3 separate regions of the Mus musculus genome follow, and regions 1 and 2 are each linked to region 3. A link is a loop called in an ENCODE intact Hi-C map of the cell type or tissue named here. Cell type or tissue: heart. All regions are shown on one strand.

Region 1 (8,000 bases), 760 kb after region 3:
TTTGCAAAATGGAATACTACTCAGATATTAAAAACATGGCATTGCAAATTTTGCAGGCAAATAGATTGAACTAGAACATATTCTGAGTGAGGTAGCCCAGAGCCAAAACGTTATGCTTTTAATTTGCTCACTTATAAGTAGATGTTAGCCATAAAATACACATGTCATGGTATATTCCACAGAACTAATGAAGCTAAACAAGAAGGAAAACCCAAGTAAGGAAGCTTGAACATCAATTAGAAATGGGAATAAAATAATCATAAGTGGCATATGGATGGAGTAAACTTGGAGGGAGAGGAGTTGGGGAGGGGAATGAGGGGGGGTCAGGATCAGCTCTGGGGAAGGCCAGTGAGAAGGCTTGATCTCCCTTGCTAATGGGTTGGTATGATTATCATAGTACAAATGGCCACCCTACCAAAATCAATCTACAGATTCAATGCAATCCCAATCAAAATTCCAACACAACTCTTCAAAGACATGAAAAGAGCATTTCTCAATTTCTTACAGAAAACCAAAAAGCCAAAATAGCAAAAACAGTTCTTAAAAATAAAATAATTTCTAAGGTAATCTCTATCCCTGATCAAGCTCTACGAGAGAGCAATAGGGATAAGAACTTCACAGTACAGGTACAGAGACAGACAGGTTGATCAATGGAATAGAATCAAAGACCCAGAAATAAAGCCACACACTTATTGGCACTTAAGTCTCTGACAACGAAGCCAAAAATGTACAATGGAACATAGAAAGCATCTTCAATAAATACTGTTGGTCTAACTGGCAGTCAGCATGTAGAAAAGTGAAAATAGATCCATATTTGTCAATTGCACAAAGCTCAAATCCAAGTTGATCAAGGACTTCAACATAAAGCAGATACACCGAATCTAATAAAAATGAATTTGGGCAAACACCTCGTACTCATGGATAATTGAGGGAATTTAATAAACAGAACTCTACTGACTCAGGCCCTAAGACCAAAAATTGACGAATGGAATCTCATGAAACTAAAAAGATTCTGTACAACATTGGATAGTCAATAGGACAAATCAGCAACCTACAGATTGGGAAAAAAATCTTCAGCAACCTCCCATCAGATAAAGGACCAATATCCAAAATTTAAAAAGACCTCAAGAAGCTAACCTCCAAAATTCCAAACAATTCAATAAAAAAAAATGGGGTATAGAACTTAACAGAGAATTTACAAGAGAGGAATGTCTATTGGCAGAGAAGCATTGAAGAAATATTCAAAGTTCTTAGTGATCAGAGAAATGAAAATCAAAATGACACTGAGATTCTACCTTACAAAAATCAGAATGGCTAAGAACAAAACCTCAGGTAACAGCACTTGTTGGCGAGGATGTCTTGAAAGAGGAATGCTCTACCATTGATGGTGCTATGCAAACTGATTCAACTACTCTGGAAATTGATCTGGAGGCTCTTAAGAAAATTTGAAATAGATCTACCTGAAAACCCAGGTATACCACTCGTACCACTTGCTTTTTTTTGTTTTGTTTTGTTGTTGTTGTTGTTGTTTTGTTTTGTTTTTTGTTGTTGTTTTTGTTTTTGAGACAGGGTTTCTCTGTGTAGCCCTGGCTGTCCTGGACCTCACTCTGTAGACCAGGCTGGCCTCGAACTCAGACATCCACCTGCCTCTGTCTCCCAAGTGCTGGGATAAAAGGCGTGTGCCACCGCTGCCTGGCTCAGCTACACCACTCTTAAGCATAGCTGAGTTCCACCATGTCACAAGGGCACATGTGTGCTATGTTCATAGTGGCCTTATTTGAGATAGTGAGAAGCTGAACATTTCAGATGTCCCACAATGGAAGAATTGATACAATAACGTAGTTTATTTATAACTCTTTAGCTATTGGGAATGAGTGTATCATGAGTTTTGCAGGTAAAGGGATGGAACTGGAAAGTATCATCCTGAGTGAGGTACCTCAGACTAAAAAGGACATGCATGGTATATATTCACTAATGGGTTAATATTAGCCAAAAAATGTACAGAATACCCAGGATACAGTTCACAGAACTCAAGAAGGTAAGCAAGATGAAGGTTCCAAGTGAAGATGCCTCAATCCCACTTGGTAGGGAGAAGAAACTTATCATGAGATGCAGAGGGAACGAGGAACCTGAGTAGAAGAGGGGACAGTTGGGGGAAAAGGAAAAGATGATCAGGTATTTGGGGTGCAGCACTGAAGCCCTGAGGGACAACAGAAACAATGGAAACAGGCAACCTGGGGAGGTATAAGGTAGGGGGATCCTATAGAGTGTACAAAATGTCTGAAGGGTGAGAGACTCTCAGTTCTCAAAAGGAGGTACCTTAGATGAAATCCCCAATAGTGACAAGTGCCCTAGTAGAAATACAGGTCATCAAGTGTAGGAATGGTTTTGCCATCCTACAGTCAAAATCTCTGACCCAGAATTGTCCCTGCCAAAAAGAAATGCAGAGGCAAAAATGGAGAAAGACTGAAGAAAAAAGCCCCCAGTGACAGGCACAAACTGGGATTCATCTCAAGGTCAGGCTAAAAAGTCTGACACTATTACTGCTGGTGCTGTGGTTTACAGACAGGAGCCTAGCATGGTTGGCCCCTAGGTCTCTCAGACACTGAGCCACAAATCAGGCCGCATACACTAGCTGGTCCAAGTGCCCTGACACATACAGAGCAAAGGACTTACAGGTCTGGCCAAAATGAGAGAAGATGCATCTAACCCACAAGAGACTTGAGGCCCCAAGGAGTGGGGAGTCCTTGCAGGTTGGGGGACATCCTTTTGGACATGGGGGAGGAGGAATGGGATGAGGAAATGTCAGAGGGTAAACTTGGCAGGGAATAATGAATAGACTGTAAAAAATAATTAAAGATAATTTTAAAAAGTATATTTGATATGAAAATTATAATATTCAAAGAGAAGATCTATTGCTTCAATGTCCAATGGCTAATGTAACACACAATTATTGAAAATGTTAATAAAGTAGTACATGAGCCATATTCCATGCAATTTAGTTATGTTTCTCTATGTCTAGTATCTTCAGTTTAATCAAAATGAATCGGCCGGGCATGGTGGCACACACCTTTAATCCCAGCACTCAGGAGGCAGAGGCAGGTAGATTTCTGAGTTCGAGTCTAGCATGCTCTACAAAGTGAGTTCCAGGAGAGCCAGGGATACACAGTGAAACCCTACCTCGAAAAACCAAATAAATAAATAAATAAATAAATACATAAATAAATTGTTTAAGTTATACAAATTATAAAAATTATTTCAGTATTTTATACACTAACTTTTTCATTTACTATTTTTATTTTAATACACTAATATTCTTACATAAAGTTATATAAAACCCTACAATGAACAATGATAAAGGTCATGGAGTATCAACCTGAATTATCCAAAAGAAGAGGGGATCCTCTCTGAAATGTGATGTGTACAGTCCTCAGGGAGAAGAGTGGAGGTTTAGGACATTCTAGGATTGATGATCCATTCATTCCCCATCTCCCCCTGGCTTTTCCATCAAATATAAATGCTACCAAGAAATCTGACCAAGACTCTACCTTGAATCTCAAACAAACAAACAAACAGACAGACAAACAAACAAAAAGGGTGTGGTAGGTTGTATATGCTTGAACATTTGGAAGTGAGATTATTAAGAGTGTGGCCTTACTGAGGCAGTAAGTGTGTCACTGTGGTGGAGTGTTTGTGTGTTCCCCTCTGATGCTCAAGCCCTAACTGTATGGAAGAGACTCCTCTCCAGGTTGCCTGCAGAAAACAGTCTCTTTCTGCAAGTCTTCAGTTCAAGATGTAGAACTTCAGTTCTTCCAGCACCATGTCTGTCTACAAGTTGTCATGCTTTTAATCATGATGACACTAGAATGAACCAGTGAAACTGCAATCTAGACCTGCGTAAATGTTTTAATTTATAAGAGTTGTCCTGATGGCGGTGTCTTATCGAAGGGGTGAAACCCTAACTACAACACAGGGATATCTATGAGCTTCCTCTTGGGATTTCAGTGATGAAGACTGAAACATGTATGACCTCACAGCTGTCATTTCGCATTTTCTTCATTTGAGACTATGCCTCTCTCTCTCTCTTTTTTTCTTTTTCTTTTTTTTTATTACAGCAGAAATACAGGAAATGTTTTAAGCACATCAGTTTCCTCCAAAACAAACATTTATAAAGATTTTCTGGCAAACTATGGTGAAAGGCACTGAGAAACCTGAGAAGCGCGCCCTATTATGTGTTTATAACGCGGTCTGAACCAGTGTTCTGCGTGGACTGGGCTCCCCCTGGTGGTTCAGAGTGGCCTAACAGTGAGGTTTATGTCTAGTTTCACCGGGAAGTCCATTCATTGTGTATCTCATACAGAAATACGTGGCTGTGTCCTCAGATCGCACATTGCTCATCTGCAGGTACAGGGTGCTCTTGTCATTGTCTCTGAAGATAGTGAAGCGATCCTTTATGGATGGTGCGTAGTTTATTGCACTGCCATCAGAATTAATGTCTCCAATCCACTCCAGGGTCTTCCCAGGTGTCTGTCGAACCCAGCTCATCCAGAAGCCACTAAAAGTGAACCCTGAGCCTTCACAAGAGAGTCCCCGTGACCCCCCAGGTGGCACCAAGCCTTCTCCAGTCTCCAACAGCTGCACTTCACACTGGACATCTGTAAGCACAGAAAATGCTGCTCAATAAATTGCGAAACGTGCCCCGTGTTCCTCATATCCATGTCAACTCACATATTCAGCATCTATAGCTCTTCAAAATTTTTTTTACCTTTTAAAAGAGCAAAAATGAAAATTAAGCTCAGTTCCCACTCCATGTTGAGACGTGAGTAAGCGGTCTTGGGAACCAGAGCCAAGCTCCTCTGTCTGACCTGCAAGGATAGGTTGGTCTGCGTTTCATGAGTAGAAAGAGGCCCTATTTGCATGTCTTCCTGCTACACAGCATGGTATATAGTGGGAGCCAAGAGGTGAGAAGTTTGCAAATGTGCTGGATAAGTCAGATTATGATGGTAATGTTGGAAAAGTGATTATTATATTTCATCATTTTTCCTTGAGAAAAACTGATTAATTATCATCTCATTTCTTTTATACTTGCACATAAAAGTTGTGTTAGTTCAACTCAGTTTTTTTCATTTCCTGGGTTGCAAAAGAGTGTGACATTGGTTTGTAAAATGCTCATTTCTTTAAGATTTTGATCCGTGTGCCTATTCACTGATGAATATGCTGCTCCTTGGGTCAGCTCCAGGTCTGCCTGCAGCTGTTTCCTGAGGTTCCGAACTCACTTTCTGTATGGAAGTCATGTGATATGGAAGGCAGTCATGTGATGATATGGAAGTCATGTGAGGATATGGAAGTCATGTGATATGGAAGTCATGTGATAGGCCTGCATTCCAATGTTCAAATAAGAAACTGTAAAATGTTGTTAAGACCAGCATGTACCCAGGAGTCTGTGAAAATCTTTATTTATTATGTATTTTTGTTATTCTTTCCCTGCATATTTCCTATATGTTCACAAGAAATGTGGATTGAGTGTTAAGCTGAATTTCAGTACACAGGTCATAATTGCACTTCTATATTCTCAATGTGTGCATGCCCTGGGTTCGAAAAAGAATGTCCTTCCTACCAACACACCTCCCCTTGAATTTACTTCTTACACAGTTTATTTATGCTACATTGCAGGCAGTTAACAGCCCTAATCTGAACTTGAGTTCCTTAATTTGGTACTCACTTTCTAGAGGCCATAGAGATAGACATACAGGATGGATATCTGTTTTATTTCTCACCTAAAAAATTCATTATTTGACCAATGTTTGCTCTGTTTTGCTTCTCTGCTTTAATGGTGACTGATATTCTGACTGAAAAATTGAACAAAGGGTTTATCCTAATTTAATGAAGTGACTCAGGTCTGATTGGGCTTCAGTTTCCTGCACTGCAGATAACGAACTGAGCTTAGGGATAGCGTCTGAGAACAGTGTTCATCTCATTATTTAGGAAAAAGAGCAGAGAAGATAATATTGAAGATCTGCTCTTTTGATTATGCAAAAGGAAGAAAAGACTGAGAAGGGTCAGTGGAGTATGGAAGGAGTTACAGAGACAAAGTTCGGAGCTGAGATGGAAGGAAGGACCATCCAGAGACTGCTCCACCCAAGAATCCATCCCATAAACAACCACCAAACCCAGACTCTATTGCATACACCAGAAAGATTTTTTGTGACAGCACCCTGACATAGCTATCACTTGTGAGGCTATGCCAGTGCCTGGAAAATACAGAAGTGGATGCTCACAGTCATCTATTGGATGGAACACAGGGCACCCAATGAAGAAGCTAGAGAAAGTACCCAAGGAGCTAAGGGTATCTGCAACCCTATAGGTGGGACAATATGAACTAACCAGTAACCCCCAGAGCTTGTGTCTTTAGTTGCATATGTAGCAGAGGATGGCATAGTCTGCCATCAATGGGATGAGAGGCCCTTGGTCTTGTGAAGATTATATGCCCCAGTACAGGGGAACGCCAGGGACAGGAAGCAGGAGTGGGTGGGTTGGGGAGCAGAAAGGTAGAAGGGTATAGTGGACTTTGGGATAGCATTTAAAATGTAAATGCAGTGGATGTTAGCCCCAAACCTAGGATACCCAAGATATAAGATACAATTTGCTAAACATATGAAACTCAAGAAGAATGAAGACTGAAGTGTGGACACTATGCCCCTCCTTAGAATTGGGAACAAAACACCCATGGAAGGAGTTACAGAGACAAAGTTTGGAGCTGAGATGAAAGGATCAACCATGTAGAGACTGCCATATCCAGGGATCCACCCCATAATCAGCATCCAAACGCTGACACCATTGCATACACTAGCAAGATTTTATTGAAAGGACCCAGATGTAGCTGTCTCTTGTGAGACTATGCCGGGGCCTAGCAAACACAGAAGTGGATGCTCACAGTCAGCTAATGGATGGATCACAGGGCTCCCAATGGAGGAGCTAGAGAAAGTAGCCAAGGAGCTAAAGGGATCTGCAACCCTATAGGTGGAACAACATTATGAACTAACCAGTACCCCGGAGATCTTGACTCTAGCTGCATATATATCAAAAATGGCCTAGTCGGCCATCACTGGAAAGAGAGGCCCATTGGACTTGCAAACTTTATATGCCCCAGTACAGGGGAACGCCAGGGCCAAAAAGGGGGAGTGGGTGGGCAGGGGAGTGGGGGTGGGTGGGTATGGGGGACTTTTGGTATAGCATTGGAATTGTAAATGTGCTAAATACCTAATAAAAAATGGAAAAAATGTAAATGAAGAAAATACCTAATATAAATAAATAAATAAATAAATAAATAAATAAATAAATAAATAAATAAATTTAGGAATTCAGTAGATACTGCACAGCATAAAGACAATGAATCTGGTGGAAACCAAGTGTGCTAAAAGTGTCAAATGAACATGTAAGAAAGATTATAGCAACACAGGCAAATTCCTCTCCATTAACCTAAGGTCATCTGTAATAGCAAGTAGAAAACAATATATTTCAGTATATAATTCCACAAAAATGGAAAAAGACCAGATGATGTATGAGGGTAGGAAGGCAAGATTGGAGGTCAAAGTTATTTTGTTAAAAATCCCAGAATATAAATGAAAAACATGGGGTATATGGGCATTTTAGTCACAAATATCTGAAAAAGAATCTATCTGTTGATATACATCTAACCTTACACTCAAGAATTTAAGAAGAACCAAAGCATGTTACATACTCACACACACACGCACGCACGCACGCACGCACGCACGCACATGCACACGCACACGCACAGGCACACACAAACACAAACACACACACACTCTACAAAACTCTATGCACAGAGAGCCTATATTCCATTACAATTGCAAAGGAACTCACCCCTGAACATTTCCTAATGTAGAGAGATAATGTAGTCTTAACAAAAGACTGGAGAATTTTCAAAGGAATCAAGAGTGTGATCAAAAAATGAGCAGATGACAGGAGCTTATAGC
Region 2 (8,000 bases), 390 kb after region 3:
ATTAAACTCATTATGGTCTGTGGCTTTCATCACTGATATTCTATACTTCTTGTCTAATATCCACTTACCAGTGCTTACAACCCAATCAGGTCATTTTGGTTCTGTTATCTCACTCAGGATTGTACTTTTTCATTTGATCTGTTTGCCTGACAACTTTATGATGTTCTCACTTTTTAATTGCTGAGCATAATAACATTGTGTAAAAGAACCCACATTTTCTGTATACAAATTTGTTTGAGGCACATCTTCGTTGTTTCCAGCTTTTGGCTATTAACAGTAAGGATGCTATGAACATAGTGGCACATATATCCTAGTGGTATGGTGGAGTACATTTGATGTATATGCCCAAGAGTGATATGGCTGGATCTGCAGGTAGAACTATTTACAATTTTCTGAAAAACTGCCAGACTGATTTCCAGAATGTTTGTACCATTTTGTAATCTCACCAGCACTGGAAAAGTGTTTACATCCTCACCAACATGCACTGTCATTTGAATTTTTATCTTCACCATTCTGATTGGTATAAAGTAGAATCTCAGGGTAGTTTTGGCATTTCCCTGGTGACTACAAATATTGTATGTTCCTCTAAGTTATTCACAGTAATTTGTGATTCCTCTGTTGAGAATTCTCCGGTTAGCTCTGTAGTCCATTTTTAATTGAGTTATTTGGTTTTGTGGAGGATATCTTCTTGAGTTCTTTATATTCTTTGGATATTGGCCTTCAAGGGGATTTAGGGATAGTGAAGATCTTCTTCCAATCTGTAGGCTGCCATTTTGTTTTATTGACTATCTCCTTTGCCTTACAGAATTTTTTCAGTTTCATGAGATCCTGTCTACCAATTTATGATCCTAGAGCCTGAGCCATTGTGGTTCTCTTCAGGGAATTGTTTCCTGTATCAATGAGTTCAAAACTATTCTCCACTTTTTGTTCATTTAGATTTAGTTAATCCAGTATAGGTTGAAGTCTGCCCTTCACTTTGATTTGAAGTTCGTGCAGGATGATAGATATGAATCTATTTGCATATAGATCAGCACCATTTGCTGGGGGATTCATTCTATTTATTATGATTTTTATTATGATTATTGGCTTCTTTGTCAAAAATCAAGTGTTCATTAATGTGTGGTATTATTTCTGAGTATTCAATTCAATTCCATTGATCATAATATCTGCTTCTATACAAATACCATGCAGTTTTAATAACTATTGCTCTACAGTACAGCTTGAGGTCAGGAATGGTGATTTCTCCTGAAGTTTTTTCATTGTTCAGGATTGTTTTAGATACCTCAGTTTTTTTGTTTGTTTGCTTTTCTATATGAATTTGAGATTTGCTTTTTCACAGCATGTAATAAATTGGATTAGAAATTTGATGGGAATTGTACTCAATCTGTAGATTGATTTGTTAAGATTGGCATTTTCATCATGTTAATTCTGCCTATCCATGAACATTGGAGTTCTTTCCATCTTCTGAGTTCTTTGATTTCTTTCTTTAGGGACTTGAAGTTCTTGTCACACACATCTTTCACTTGCTAGATAAGAGTAACACCAATATAGTTTATAGTATTTTTTTTTATTGCTAAGAATGTGATTTTTCCTAATTTGTTTCTCAGCCACACTTCACCTTTTGTTCCTACTATCCTTAGATTAGGTCTTTTCACGGTATTTTGGATTTTTTGCATGTAACTTTTAAGGAATTTTTTAGATTTACTATTTTCTTTGACTGATATATCAAGTTTCCTGTTCGTAGGGGAATTTCGCCCTAATTAATTGATAAGATAATAAAGACGAGAAGAAGCCAATTGCTGGGCAAAGAGCAGGAAGGGGAGCTTCTGGGTCTGAGAAAGAGGGGACATGGGAGGAAGAAATGGCCGTTTTATAGTTAGGCTGGGTGTGAGAGGAAGCAACATGTAGATGAGTAACTCTTAGACCTGGTGGCAGCTTCTATGTTGGGAGATTTCCATCATAAAATAGTTGATGAGATTAGAGTGATTGATTCCGTACCCAGAACTTGTGTCATGTATGATTTTAAATTAAGGTTTTGTGTTGTTTTTCATTCAAGATGACTTAGGTGGCCTGATGAAAAGAACAAAAGCTTGGAGGAATTTGGCCAGGCTTTGGAAAGGGAAGATTGAGCAACGACCAAGGTCCCGGGTAGAAGCTACCACAGTAGTGTACAGGCTGGCCAGAGTGCACCCTTAGGGTTCCTGGGGGACCCAGAGATCAATGATCTTGGAACTCTGGAGAGGTAGAGGCAGAATTTGTGGAAGACGTGTGGCCTAGGAGAAAAATGCAGTCTTCATCTCTGTCTATGCACCAGGTTATGAACAGACATAAACCAAAGATGTAGGCACTTAACCACTTTAGCATTGATCGGTTTGTTTTCAAATCTCCATGATATACCTGGATATATGGATCAGTAGTTATTATGAATTTGGAAAAAATACTGTCGTCTAATGGAGGTTTTTTTGTTTTTTGTTTTTTGTTTGTCAGGTGGCAGTTCAGGGAATCTGAGCATGTCCCCAAAATGTCTCAACAAGTAAGGGAATTGAGTGCAGAAAAGGAATCTAATCTATATGGCTCCAGATCAGCAGATTTGAAGAAGGAGGTGGATTTTTGACCATACAAATTTTCTATAGCATTTATTTAATAATTTATATACAACACCAAGGACATAGAGTTGGTCCTCTATTACAGAGAGTTAGAGCCTTGTCTATGTTTCTATTTTACTGTTGTGAAAGGACACCATAGCCAAGTTCAGTGTTATTAAAGAATAGATTTATTAGAGGTTGGCTTAAAGTTTCAGAGGTTCAGTCTATTATTATGGTGGGAAGCATGACAGCATTTTCACTGTCATAGTGTTTAGAAGAGTTAAGATTCTACATCTTGAATTAGAGGGAGCCAGGAAGAGACACTCTTTCCCCTTGCAGGCAGGAGAGGGCTCTATTTTGCACTGGGTAGAGAGTGAATATAGAACCACAGTGAAGTCCTTCCTACACAAGCCATGGGTACTCCTAAAAACTCCTAATAGTTTCTCTTTCCATACTCAAACCACCACAAACCTCAGTAATATGTAGCATATATACTTGGTGAAAAATGACTTCTTCAAGGATTAGTATCTCTAACTATTGATTCTGAATATGTTATGTCCAACCCACTTCTTCAAGGTGTCTGCATAGGAGGTGCACATTGTGGGTATCATGAATTTAACCTGAACACCTCCAACAACAATATTCTCTCTCAACCACTGAGCTATTTCTGCTGCACCTGGAGTAACAATGATGACATTCCAATGGATTGAATATCACATTAATCAGTGTGAAACTGGAGGACACATTTTCAGTGACAACCAGACACCATCTTATCAAATGAAACAGAAAGCAATGATCTGAGCAAAGGTAAAATTAGAGCAGGCTGATTGTAGCCTAGGCAGTGTAGAATGAGAAGACTATTCAGTTAGATGGGAAGGATTATTTCAATAATGATACGTATGTTTTTTTGGCTATAGATAATAACAGCATATTATGTTTTTCATATATGGACAGAGATCTTAGGAGTTATCATTCATAATGATAACTGTGTCATCATTAAATTGTGGACATGTGTTTGAAAACTTCATGTTAGGGAAGATGAATACAATTAACTTTATACATGAATTAAATACAGTAAATGGCTGAAAGGTGATTAAAACTACGGTCAAGAGAGAAATAATCTATTCCCAAATCTCCCTGGTTTTCAACACCTACACAGTTGTCCACTTTGAGGGATTTTTTTTTTTTGGGTAGATATCAACTCAATTATTTGTTTTTGTTTGACCCTATTAGATTATAGAATCATTTAGCAAATCCTTCCACTGTGTGAACAAATTTAGTAGAATGACAATGAAAAGTGGGCTCTAAAATATCTCTGTTGCGGTAAGGAAAACTCAGAACTCTAACATTGAAACACATGCTGATAGACACAGGCCAGAACTCCCTAGATTCCAGAAGAGATCCTGGCAAGTTCCTTTGTGTCCTCAGCGCCCCCTGCTGGTTGTGAGCATCCCTGCAGAGAAGTATTTGTGAATGCTCACAATGGACTTCTCTCATTGTGGGTTTGGCACAGTAGTACGTGGCTGTGTCATCAGTTTGCAGACTGTTCAGTTTTAAGAAAACTTGGCTCTTGGAGTTATCCTTGCTGATGCTCAGTCTGGATATGAGAGCTGAATGATAATTTGTGCTCCCGTCACCCCATATTACTCCCAGCCACTCCAGACCCTTTCCTGGAGGCTGGCGAACCCAGCTTACACCATAGCTGGTTAATGAGAACCCTGAGACAGTGCATGTGATGGACAGGCTCTGTGAGGGCGCCACCAGGCCAGGTCCTGACTCCTTCAGCTGCACCTGGGACAGGACACCTGGGGACAAGCAACATCACCATTAGTCACACATCTCCTAGCTGACATGTCTTAGTTCCTCTTCTGAAACCCTGACACACTTACAGCTTGGGAATGTCACCAGGCAGAGGAGCAGTGCCAGGACAGCCATGGTCTGATGGAGGCTCTATGAGAAGAGGATGGGGCTTCTCATCTTTGTGTGGGCTTTTATCCTCTGCCTGAGGGCTGCTTTGCATTGGGGGAGGTTCCTGAGAGAATAAAAGGAAGCAGAGAGAAAGGTGTCCAGTTTGCCCTCCAGGTGACAGAAATTTGCCCTGTGCTTGTTGGAGCACCTGGAGAGGAACACAAGGAACGTTTTTCTGGTACTGTCTGGAGTTCACATTGTAGAAAAGCAGGAAGTTGTAGGATTTGCTCTGTGCAGAGCTAGAAAGAAACATGGGAACATTTAGAAAATGAGGCCCCATTCATGTAGTTCAGGGAGATCATTGCCCCATGCTCTATGTTAAATTTTTATTTATGTATAATCCAGAAGAGTATTTAGGATAGAATTGGGCTCTTAGTGATCAGACATTCTACTTAAAGAACTATTTAAGACTATTCTCGTGGTGTCTGTGGAGCCAGATCTATTGTTATCTTGTTTGGAAATTGGATTGCAAGGAAGACCAGCCCAGGCATTTAGTCCATTGATCTCACATGTTTATCTAAATAGACCCAGGAGTTTTTATTTGGATCTCATCTCACTAGGCTCAGAAGATACTCCTTTCCACGTAGGGACATGGTACTTGCGGACTAGCTTATGCAAGTCTTGATTTATGTCAGTCTATATCTCTATGTAGTGTGCTTTCTTTCTCTCCCCTGAGCTTATATTTCATAAAACCTCAAATTCCTAAATATGATTATTTCATTGGTGAAGGATGGGAGGTCACCTGTACATAATAATTCAGAATAAGCAGTAACAGGCAGCTAGTCTTGAGTTTCGTTAACTGGGGTACAAAAGAGGCTGAAATAGTTAACATTATGGCAAGAACTGTAGCAGAAGGCCGGCATGAATATGGTTACCTGTGCTTTGAGGTGTTGACCACCATACAGAACAGATATTGTAGAGCTTTTCTCCATGGCTTGGTGATGTAAATCCCAGGGTAGAGAGGAAAGGGTTGGATCCAACTGTACAGTCAGACTCCCGAGACTGTGGGTCTGGTTCTGTTGCTCGTAATTGGAGTCCTCTGCTTTTGGGTTTCTTGTTTTGTTGTGCATAATCATTGTCTTCTGATTGACAGTGATGATGACAGTTCTTAACACTGTGGAATATCCATCCCATGCAAGCTGTGATGGCATCAGTTTAAGTCCACTTACTCAACCTTATATATATATATATATATATATATATATATATATATATATATATATATATATATATGTGTGTGTGTGTGTGTGTGTGTGTGTGTGTGTGTGTGTGTGTGTGTGTGATATATGTGTGTGTGTGTGTGTGTGTGTGTGTGTGTGTGTATGTGTGTGTGTGTGTGTGTACTCAGACCACAGAGTGTTTATTTCTAGGTAAAGTATGTTTTTGGCATCATCTCTGCAGATGGTGAATTGGCCCTTCATGGTTTCTGGATAATAGGTGCTACCTCCACCATTAAAAATTATTGCCACCCTTTCCAGCTCCTTCTTTGGAGCCTGAAGGACCCAGGTCATTCAGTACTCACTGACAGTGACTCCAGAGGCTGCACAGGAGAGTTTCAGGGACCCTCCAGGCTGCTCTAACCCTCCCACAGACTCCACCAGCTTCACCTCACACTTGACACCTCAAAGCAGAGAATGCTGATTTGGAAACTGTCACTAACAAAAGAAAACAAAATAGAGGAAAGAAAACCAATTTTTCTATTTCTCATGTACACAATACTGGCAGGATCTCATTTCTACGAATTACATTTTAAAATAAGGACAAGGAAAACAAAGCTGAGCCCAAAGTCCATGAGGAGTGGTCTGCATTCAGTGCTGATTACTAAATGTGAGGACCTGCACAGGCAGGCCTCAGAGACTGTGGGTCTATTACTTACAATTGGAGTCTTTACCTTTTGGGCTTATTGTTTTTGTTTGGTTTGTGCATAATCTTTTCTTCTGAATGACATTAATAGAAGCAGATCTTAACGTTAAGGAGACAGCCATCCTGTGCAAGTTTTGATGGATTTAGTGTGAGTTCACTTGCTACAATTTGTGTATTTATTCATTTATATTTGTTTTGGAAGTTTTATTGTCAAGCCAGTGTTTCTCTGTGTGATCCTAGCTATTTTGTATCTCTACCAGTCCTGGAACTCTGTAGAATGTCAAGGGCTGTAGGGCAATGGGCTATGCACACATAGGCTGGTCTCCAGTGGAGTTGAGTTCTGAACCCTGGTACAACCGTTCCCACCTATGTGGGACAGAAGGTGTTCCCTCATGTCTCCTGGATGCCTGTCTCCTGTCAAAGTTACTGCTCCCACAGCCCGACAGGAGAAGCTGTGGTTAGTAGTCACATACACAAGGTCCCAAGCTTCTGACCTTCAGGATAAACTCCTCCCCAGTTACCTATCAACTGTGAGATGATAAGCTCACTAGAAAAGGGGCTGCTTGGCCCCACTTCTCTCTCTCTCTCTCTCTCTCTCTCTCTCTCTCTCTCTCTCTCTCTCTCCCCTCTTACTTTCTAGCTTTTCCTGTTTCTCTCTCTTTCCCCCTTCCCTCCTCTTGGCCATGGCCAGTCTCTTTCTCTCTTTCCACATTCTCTCCTTTCTCCCTGCCTTTCTACCATAAAGCTATAATAGCATAGACTGTCTCTGTTCCTCAAAGTCTATTGTGCTTGGATGATGGGATAGGCTTTCCCCTAATCAGCTGTGCCTAATCTCCAATCAGAAGGAATTCCCCTGCTCCAGCCACAGACCAGACTAAGGACTCTTGCCTGTGTGGGAGCCTCTCTCCCTCTACCCTCTTCTTGTATATCCAGGGCCGAGAGTGTAGCCCTGGGGCTCCTGGTACCAGGGGCTGCCCCTTGTCCACCCCCACCATGTGGGGTCAATAACTTCACACAGCCTGATGTCCACCCAAGGCCGAGTGGAAAGTGTTCGGTTGTCCTCTCATGTCTGCCTGCCCAGAGCACAGGAACTCTGGCTGGACACTGCCCCCCCCCCCTACTTCCCCTACACACAGAGCTCTACAAAAGGGCCATGCATGAGGAATAACACACTGCTTCAGAACTCATGGGAGGTGTCTCAGTGGTTAGCACAAACATTTATCTAAGGGAATAATTAGAAGTTTTGAAAAAAATTAATAGTTAAGCTAGGGATTTTTTTAAGGTCAAGGAACAAGAACTCTTGAAGCACCAGCTGATATGACTGTTTTTTTTCTTTTTGACGCTGGGCTGGTGAATAAGGTTATGGTTTTCTTATACCCATGTTAGCACTCAGCTTTGTAATATGACTTAATAAAATGATTGATGAGTAGATGTGAGTTCTGTTTCTTAAAGTAAATGAGTGATTGTTTTTATACAAAGGTATAAATTTGTGATTCTATTAATATTTTTGTAAGATTTATTTTAAAATACACAATAAAATAATTAATCCTCTCATTGTAACTCTGCATTGCTGCCTGCCAGTTT
Region 3 (8,000 bases):
AACTCACTTTGTAGACCAGGCTGGGTTCGAACTCAGAAATCCGCCTGCCTCTGCCTCCTGAGTGCTGGGATTAAAGGCGTGCTCCACCACCTCTGGGCTCAAGCAGGGGATTTTATACATTAAAAAACCAAACATCACATTTCTTCCAAACATCACATCTCTTAGAAACTGTATCCAGTGAAACAATCACAAATACCCACAAAAATCATTTGGCACAGTAAAGCACAAAAATCATCCAAGCATTACAACTCTGAAACTATGTATTCAGTGAATCACAAACAGAGCAAGTAACATCATTATTAATATAAATCATCAAAATATAACAACAATTCTAAAAGAATGTATTCAGTGGGGCAGTCGTCCAAGGCTAGTGGTATACTTCCAAGAGCAGGTTAATAAATCTTTATGGTCAGTGCTCTTAACTGCTGAGCTAACTCTCCAGCCACTTATGGTCAATTATTATTTAACATCTAATGTCTGATTTTTAAAATAAATCTTCATTGCATAAATTTAAACCATTTTAATTCTTTCTAATTAAGGCTTTCTTTACTATATACCAAAACCCACCTCCGATGACACACGTGTAACCATATGAAATTTTATTGTTGGGAAAGTTTTTTATCATAATAGTTTTATAAATGATTTAAAAAGTAAAGTGTTGGTTTCCCTGGGGATAAGGTCATGTTAGTGGCCCCATCTCTAGGGATGGTTTCTTACCCATTATTCTCGCTTAAGATCTTGGCCTAGGCTTCCAGGAACATGTAAATAAGAAAAGGAATAAGAGAAAACAAAACAGATAGATTGCCATGAGAACTATGGCTCAATAATTTTTCTCCGGCAAAGAGTTCCATAGTTGGTTCCAGGAAGTCTTCCCCTTTTGAGGTCGATCGCCACAGTCTGTGGAACTTGTCACACAGATCCAACTGGGGGTGGTGTGGCACCAGAGAATCCTGGCCAATAGCGAGACTGTAACACCATCACACAATCTCTATTTCTACCAGTGTTGGCCTCTTACACACACAGCGGCATATATACATGCTCTCTGAGTACGTGTTTGTCACTTGTGCCTGAGAGTCTACCCGGCTGGGTGGGGCCAATTCTTTGAACTTGGCTTAGCAGAGGTTGCAGTGGTGCATCTAGCCACCAGGGGGCACATGAGCTCTGCACTGTGCATTGTGGTCCTTAGTTGACCTGCCAATGTGATCTGACTCCACTGTTCCAGGGCAGGGACTGACCACACTCCCTCAGTGTCAGACAGTGGGTATCCCACCATGCCTTAGAAACTCAAAGCCCACAGGGAAGTGTAGGTGGGGTTGGCTGGAGACACTGGCCCTCAGAATTCCTTAATTCTGTCAAATTTCACGAACATCTCTTCACTTCAGTCATAAATTCTCTTAGTGTGGGGTGTGGCTGTGTGTCCACATGGGATGTGGAGTCTAGGCTGCTGAGGAGCCTGGCTTGGGCCTTGGAACCTGCTGCCAGTAACTGTGCACACACATGGCATGCACAGAGCCTGGGCATTACCATGAGGTGGACATGAGCCTGGGTGGGTAAGCCTGCACCCCTACCTTCACTACCAAGTGCAGCCTTAGACACATGGGACACATGCCCTTCCCCATCGTAACTGTATGACTAGTCAGAGCATGCGCTGTCTCCCACACTAGAGGAAGAGCTACTGACCCCACCTGCCTTGAGAAAACAGCCCTTCCCCAACCTGCTCTAAGAGCTCTAAGGAGAGTTTCGAGTAGGCAGTAAGTGCAATTCTACCAGAGGCCACATGAGGCCAGTAGAGTCTTGCTCTTGCAGGCCTCAGGCCCATGCTGGTTAGAACAGGGCTGGGAGGAACTTTGTAGTCATAGTAGACTCTGTGGAGCTCTGAGCTCAGAGCCCCTCCTGGTGACTGCAATTTGGTCAGTCAGAGAATCCCGGTCAACAGTGAGACTTTAACACCATCACATGACCTCTGGATTTCTACCAATGTTGTTTTCTCTCCACGCCCGACTCATTTGTGATGTGAACAGTGCTGGAGCCTCAGCGGGGAGGAGGATTAGAGACATAAATGTCTAAACACACACACACACACACACACACACACACACACACACACACACACACACACACACACTGGAGGGTCAGAGATGTCTAGTTGGGCCTTCGTCTCTTCTGTTATTTGGCGACTCCATTTAGATTTCTTTCACATATGTATATATATATATTTTAAAAAAATTATTTACTTATTATATGTAAGTACACTGTAGCTGTCTTCTGACACTCCAGAAGAGGGAGTCAGATCTCATTACGGATGGTTGTGAGCCACCATGTGGTTGCTGGGATTTGAACTCAGGATCTTTGGAAGAGCAGTCAGTGCTCTTAACCACTGTGCCATCTCTCCAGCCCCCTATATGTATATATTTTAAGAAGCTTCTATCGTAGTAGTTTTCTGTAGGTGCCAGGTTTTGAACTTGGCTTGGCACAGCATGCAGTGGTGCATCTGTCCACCAGGGGGCACCTGAGCACTACGCTGTGGTCATTGTGGAGACGCCACAGGTGTATCTCAGGTGCTTAGGCAACCAGCTAGTGTGACAGCCCTGACCAGTCTCACGACTGGCCTAACCGTGCTTCCTCAGTGCCAGACACCAGATTGCAAAGTATCGTTAGGCCCTAGGAACCCAACAGGTATTAGGGACAGTGCAGGTCGGGGGCGGGGCGGCTGGAGCTGGTGGCCCTGGGTACCCCCTAATTCTGTTGACACTTAGCCCTCTCCCCACCTACCTCAGTTATTAATTCTCTTTGTTTCCTGGCGTGTCCATGGATCTGTGTGGAATATGGGACTGTAGACTGCCCAGGAGCCCAGACTGGGGCTTATTTATTTATGTAATTTTTTATTTTTCCTGTTGCTGGTACATTGTGCACAAGATATGTACAGAGTCTTGGGGTAACCACGAGGAGAATATAAGCCTTCTCTCCCAAACTGCAGTACAAGCCTGAACTCTCAACTTGATCATCAAAACCCAGGCATGTACTCCTGGTCGCTTTAGCTCAGTGGTTCTCAATCTTCCTTACGTTGTGACCTTTTAATACAGCTCTTTATGTTGTCATCCCAACCGTAAAATTATTTTTTTTGCTACCTCATAACTGTAATTTGTTTACTGTTTCAAATCATCTGACTTTCAACTAGTGTGGAAAAGACATCGGACCCCTTAGCGGGGATCCTGACACACAGGTTGAGAACCAGTGCCTTAGTCCCTCTGCGCCTGCGTAAGAGGAGCTTCCTGTGGGCTGCAAAGATAATACCACCAATGGCCACATGGTGGCAGCAGAGATCTGCTCCTGGGGGCACCTTCTCCAGTCGCAGTTCCTGTTCCCCTGTCATACTATTTCCACCAGTGTCTACATTTATCATGGGTGATACATGAACTCCCTGGGACACAGATGTGTAAACATGGGGACACACACATGGACATTTGCGTGTGTACATACTCTGGGTCTGTTTTGTTACTGAAAGTACACCTGGTTGGGTAGAGCCAAGTATCTGAATCCGGCCTTCCGTGTGCAGTGACACACATGGTCACCAGGGGGCGCACGAGCCCTGTATTACACCACTCTGGAGCCCCAGCAGGCACACCTGGAGTTGAGGCATCACTGGTCCATCTGTGCCTTGACCAGCCCCAGGGCTAGGCCTGATCACATCCCCTGTGTGCCAGTCTTGATTGGCAGGGGTGGGGGCGGGGGTCCCAACAGACCCCAGGAAGCCAATAGCACAGAGGATGCTGGGACAATTACACAGGGGTCAGGAGGTGTGCTCCTGGGTCAGGAGTTTAAGTCTGCACTCTCAATACAGACTTATAATAAGGCACATGTCCCTACCCACCCTAAATAGGTGGGGTGTGTGCTTCCATCTAAAATAACTAGATAGGAATACATCCCTTTAGTCCATAGCTACACGGGGCAGGCCGCCCTTCACACCCTGACAAACCCTCCTTGCCCCCATCATCCCTAGGGAGAGCGTCTGCGTGGTGTGTGTGCAACGCTGGCTATGCTCACACGGGGGCAGCAGAGTTTGCTTGCTCAGTGCCAGCTCTGAGCTGCTGAGGCAGATGTAACCTGACTATAGTGCTCACTATGGAGACCAGGGCAGGCCTTTTCCACTTTTGCTGGACTGGGCAAAGGCTGTACCTTTGCTCTGAGCTGTGCAGGGCTGAACTTAGGCTTGTAGCTAGCACCCCACTGAGTTTAGTGCTCGGACAGGACACCAAGTGAGGTGTTGAGACAAGTCATGGGGAGTCCCCTTACCTACTTGCCTGGCTTGGGCAGCTCTGTGGGGTCTGAGAGGGTGGCGGGAAACAGAGCTGCCTCAGTTGTTGCCCTGGGAGGGGAGCCTGGTTTGCAGGCTACATGGGCATTCAGTAAGCAGTCTGGCTGGGAGGGTCAGGCCCCTCGTGAGATAAGGACACAGGTTCGAGGTGCTCAGGTCTGTGGGAGCCTTCAGAGACATGCTATATGATCCCCATCTGAGCTTGGAGATCAGCAAGGTGAACGCAGTAGGCTGCCTGTCCCATCTGGCTATGTTTCTGTTTGTTCCTCTAGAGAGGCACACATGCCTATAGCCCCGAGATTCCTTCTGACAACCCTAAGGCCACACTCCATCTGTTCGCAGCCATTCCCAACTACGCCTCCTGCACAGGTCCACTTATGAGCTATGTCTTATGCTGCCCAAGGTTATAAAACAGGCCACAGGCAAGCCAGCAGCTGCGCGTGTATCTTCAGACTCAACTCTACAGTGCTTTCCTCCACGGACTTGGTGTCCCTAGCTCTGAACCCATGACATTTCTGTAGAGAGGGTCTCCATGTAGCTGCATGGAAGTAAGATAGCCAAGGCAAGGCTAAGACCAAAGTGGCTCTGATAGAGCCAGCTCGGGGGCAGACCCTGGGACGCTCTCCTAAAGAGCCACTGGAAATGTGGGCCAACTCTTCACCCTTTCTCTGGAACAAGTGTGTAGCAAGAACGATGGGACCAAAGGATTGCTGTCACCCTTCCAATCAGATGGGTCATTCCAGCTTCTATAATGGGAGCCAGGGTGTGTGGCAAGATCCTGCCTAGGGCTGGGGAATCTTACCCATGTCTGATGGCCATGGAGCCACATGGAGCTTAGTGCCCTCAATGGACATCCCTGTATTCTAACCACCTGGGACCTTGTCAAGCTGATGTGTGATTCTGTGCTCCCTGAGGGGCTATGAGGGCTCAGGACAGCTGGTGTCAAACATGGACATGAGGGGTTCAGGAGGGGCACAGAGCTGGAGGGTTTTCACTGTCCAGACAGCAAACCTGAGCCAGATAAGCTGCAGAGTCGATGTTAGGCCTCACCTGGCCTGCGCAGTGTGAGGTCACCGGCATGTTCATCAACACCCCTGATCTCCTAGTTCATTACTCTCTCTGTGCAGCCTCTCCTTCCATTGCTGGTACACGTCAACTTCCACCCAGTCCTCTAGAGGGAGCCCCTGAGCACCCCAGCCGTCTGCTTTCAGGACAGGATGGTGGGGCAAGGGCTGTTTCTTGGACCCTGGGACACTCAGCCCTTTACACCTTGCTCCAATGTGTGTTAGAGTCTAACAACCTTTGTTTCTGCCAGTCTCTCTCTCTCTCTCTCTTTTTTAAGGTTTTCATTTTAGACCTGTAATTTATTTATCTTATATTCTCATGAGCCCCTCCCCCACCCCTCTCTCTCTGTGTGAGCTTCTATGTTTCACATGTATGGAGGATCCTTCAGGGCACCCCGGAACTGGAATTACAGTAATGCACTGCCATGTGGGTGCTGGGAATTGAATCTGGATTCTTTGGAAAAGCAGCCAGTGCTCTTAACCCTTGAGTTATCTCTCCAGCCCCTCTGATGTGTGTGTGTGTGTGTGTGTGTGTGTGTGTGTGTGTGTGTGTGCACGCGCAGGGGAAACCCAGGGCCTCCTGTGAGCAGCCATGTTCTAGCCCAGGAGGCAAGCGTGCTTTAGCACTGAGCTGTGTCCCCAGTCCCAACTTTTGCTTTAGCAAACATGCCTCAGAGAGCATGTGTTCGCCACATTCTGTGCATTAAAGTGTTATTAGAAATTAAGTTGTTTTTTTTTTAAACAGATAAAAACACAAGGCATAATTACAACAGCCCCAAACCACGTGTGGAGATTGCTGGGTGAGGGCACACAAGTCAGAGCTGGAGTTCTCTGCCAGGCTTGGTGCCTGGACTCCTGGGGTCTGGGGCCTCCAGTGAGATTGGCTGCTCCAGGGTTGCTGCTCACCCCAGCCCCTTTGTTTTTTCCCTGACTAGGTTCGCAGGAGAGGTGTGTGTGCTGGTGAGACTCCGTGGCAGCTGGTGCTTGTGGCCGGGTGGAGATTGGTTCTTGCATTCTTTGGAGCCCCACATCAATGGGGCACAGCTGGCCCTTCTATAGGCTCCTTACTTCTATAGGCTCCTTACTTCTATAGGCTCCTTACTTCTATAGGCTCCTTACTTCTATAGGCTCCTTACTTCTATAGGCTCCTTACTTCTATAGGCTCCTTACTTCTATAGGCTCCTTACTTCTATAGGCTCCTTACTTCTATAGGCTCCTTACTTCTATAGGCTCCTTACTTCTATAGGCTCCTTACTTCTATAGGCTCCTTACTTCTATAGGCTCCTTACTTCTATAGGCTCCTTACTTCTATAGGCTCCTTACTTCTATAGGCTCCTTACTTCTATAGGCTCCTTACTTCTATAGGCTCCTTACTTCTATAGGCTCCTTACTTCTATAGGCTCCTTACTTCTATAGGCTCCTTACTTCTATAGGCTCCTTACTTCTATAGGCTCCTTACTTCTATAGGCTCCTTACTTCTATAGGCTCCTTACTTCTATAGGCTCCTTACTTCTATAGGCTCCTTACTTCTATAGGCTCCTGGCCTCAAGATGTTGCTGACCTGTGAGGGTTTGGGACCAGTGGGCCCTAGGAGTGGGATCCAGAGGTCTCTGTGGTGAGGGAAAAGAGGGACATTTGTTCAGCTCCTGTAGCCAGAGGATACACCCCCAGCAGACTTCTGGAGCTGGAGTCAGGGGTTGCCTAAGCAGCAGCCTTGAGTTAACCTGGGACCAGGGCCTGCCTTGCTACAGCAGCTGTCAATGGCTGGACCTATCCTCTCCCATCATCTAGCTTGGGCAGGGGTCAAGTGCTGCCTACCTCCAACAGTTATCCTGCGTTAAGGGACTGCTCTGTGCAACAACTATCTTAGGCTGGGGTCAGGGGTTGTCCTCCCATCATGGCTGCCCTGGGCCAAGCTGGGGTCAGAGCATGGATGGATTCATATCATTGACCCTTGCAGCCCTTGTATGCAGGAGAGGGTTACCAGGGAAGGCAGTGGCATGAGCTGCAGATGGTACAGAGCCTTCTAAGGCCTTATCCCAAGAGCATGTGTGCGGTGATGCACGGAACCGACATCTTAGGGTGGCACGTTAGGAATGGGAAGGGGCCATAGCTGAGCAGCACACAGGGAGAGGTCAGGGGCTGTGAGGGTAAGAGGGTTCAGGTGCAGGACTCACTAAATTGGGTAGAGCAGGGCTTCAGTCAGGACTGCAGGCCTGTTCACAGGGTGTGTGTGTGTGTGTGTGTGTGTGTGTGTGTGTGTGTGTGTGTGTGTGTGTATGGGCATGATGTGAGCACCTTGGCTACCATTGCTTATGTCTCTCTAGCACACGAGCCCATGTCTGTGTTCTGTGTGACTGGCATGAGCTCAGGCGACAGAGCTGTGTTTGAGTGTGGGACAATGCAGAGCTGTGTGTGTCTAGTGTGGTCTGGGCCTGGTAGTGCCTCTGTCTGGGTGCTTATCTGTAAAGAATGGGATCCCTGTGCTTTAAGAAGGGAGCCCCTGCTCAGGGGAATGTTCAAGGACAGGCCTGTGAGTCCTCATGAAACCTGTGAGCAACTGTATCCCACATGTCTCTGAGATGTCCCATGTGTGTGGCCTGAGAGCCTGGGTGGGCCTG

Evidence for each region. A loop is a pair of places that touch in the nucleus more often than their neighbours do. Peaks named below come from ENCODE experiments on the same cell type or tissue, not always from the same donor. Only the 100,000 strongest peaks of a DNase experiment are listed, where the experiment ranks them.
Region 1: a loop joins it to region 3, with 16 times the contacts of the local background. A loop is called at or near these places in 6 of 42 quality-filtered maps.
Region 2: it touches region 3 in a loop (5-fold over the local background); 10 of 42 quality-filtered maps call a loop at or near these places.

Annotation. Positions count from the first base shown.
Region 1 is chr12:113,977,531-113,985,530 of GRCm38, forward strand. It overlaps Igh and Ighv11-1. Among named protein-coding and RNA genes, the nearest start is that of Adam6a, 440 kb to the left of the region's middle. In heart, a CTCF peak has its summit at 4,289 (motif pointing left); a DNase peak (open chromatin) is centred at 4,311.
Region 2 is chr12:113,607,098-113,615,097 of GRCm38, forward strand. It overlaps Igh, Ighv2-3 and the pseudogene Ighv5-5. Among named protein-coding and RNA genes, the nearest start is that of Adam6a, 67 kb to the left of the region's middle. In heart, a CTCF peak has its summit at 4,025 (motif pointing left); no DNase peak of the experiment used is centred here.
Region 3 is chr12:113,218,913-113,226,912 of GRCm38, forward strand. No RefSeq gene overlaps it. Among named protein-coding and RNA genes, the nearest start is that of Gm25622, 8.8 kb to the left of the region's middle. In heart, CTCF peaks have their summits at 1,773, 2,493 (motif pointing right), 3,318 (motif pointing right), 5,489 (motif pointing right) and 3 weaker places; DNase peaks (open chromatin) are centred at 1,169, 3,439, 3,599 and 3,989.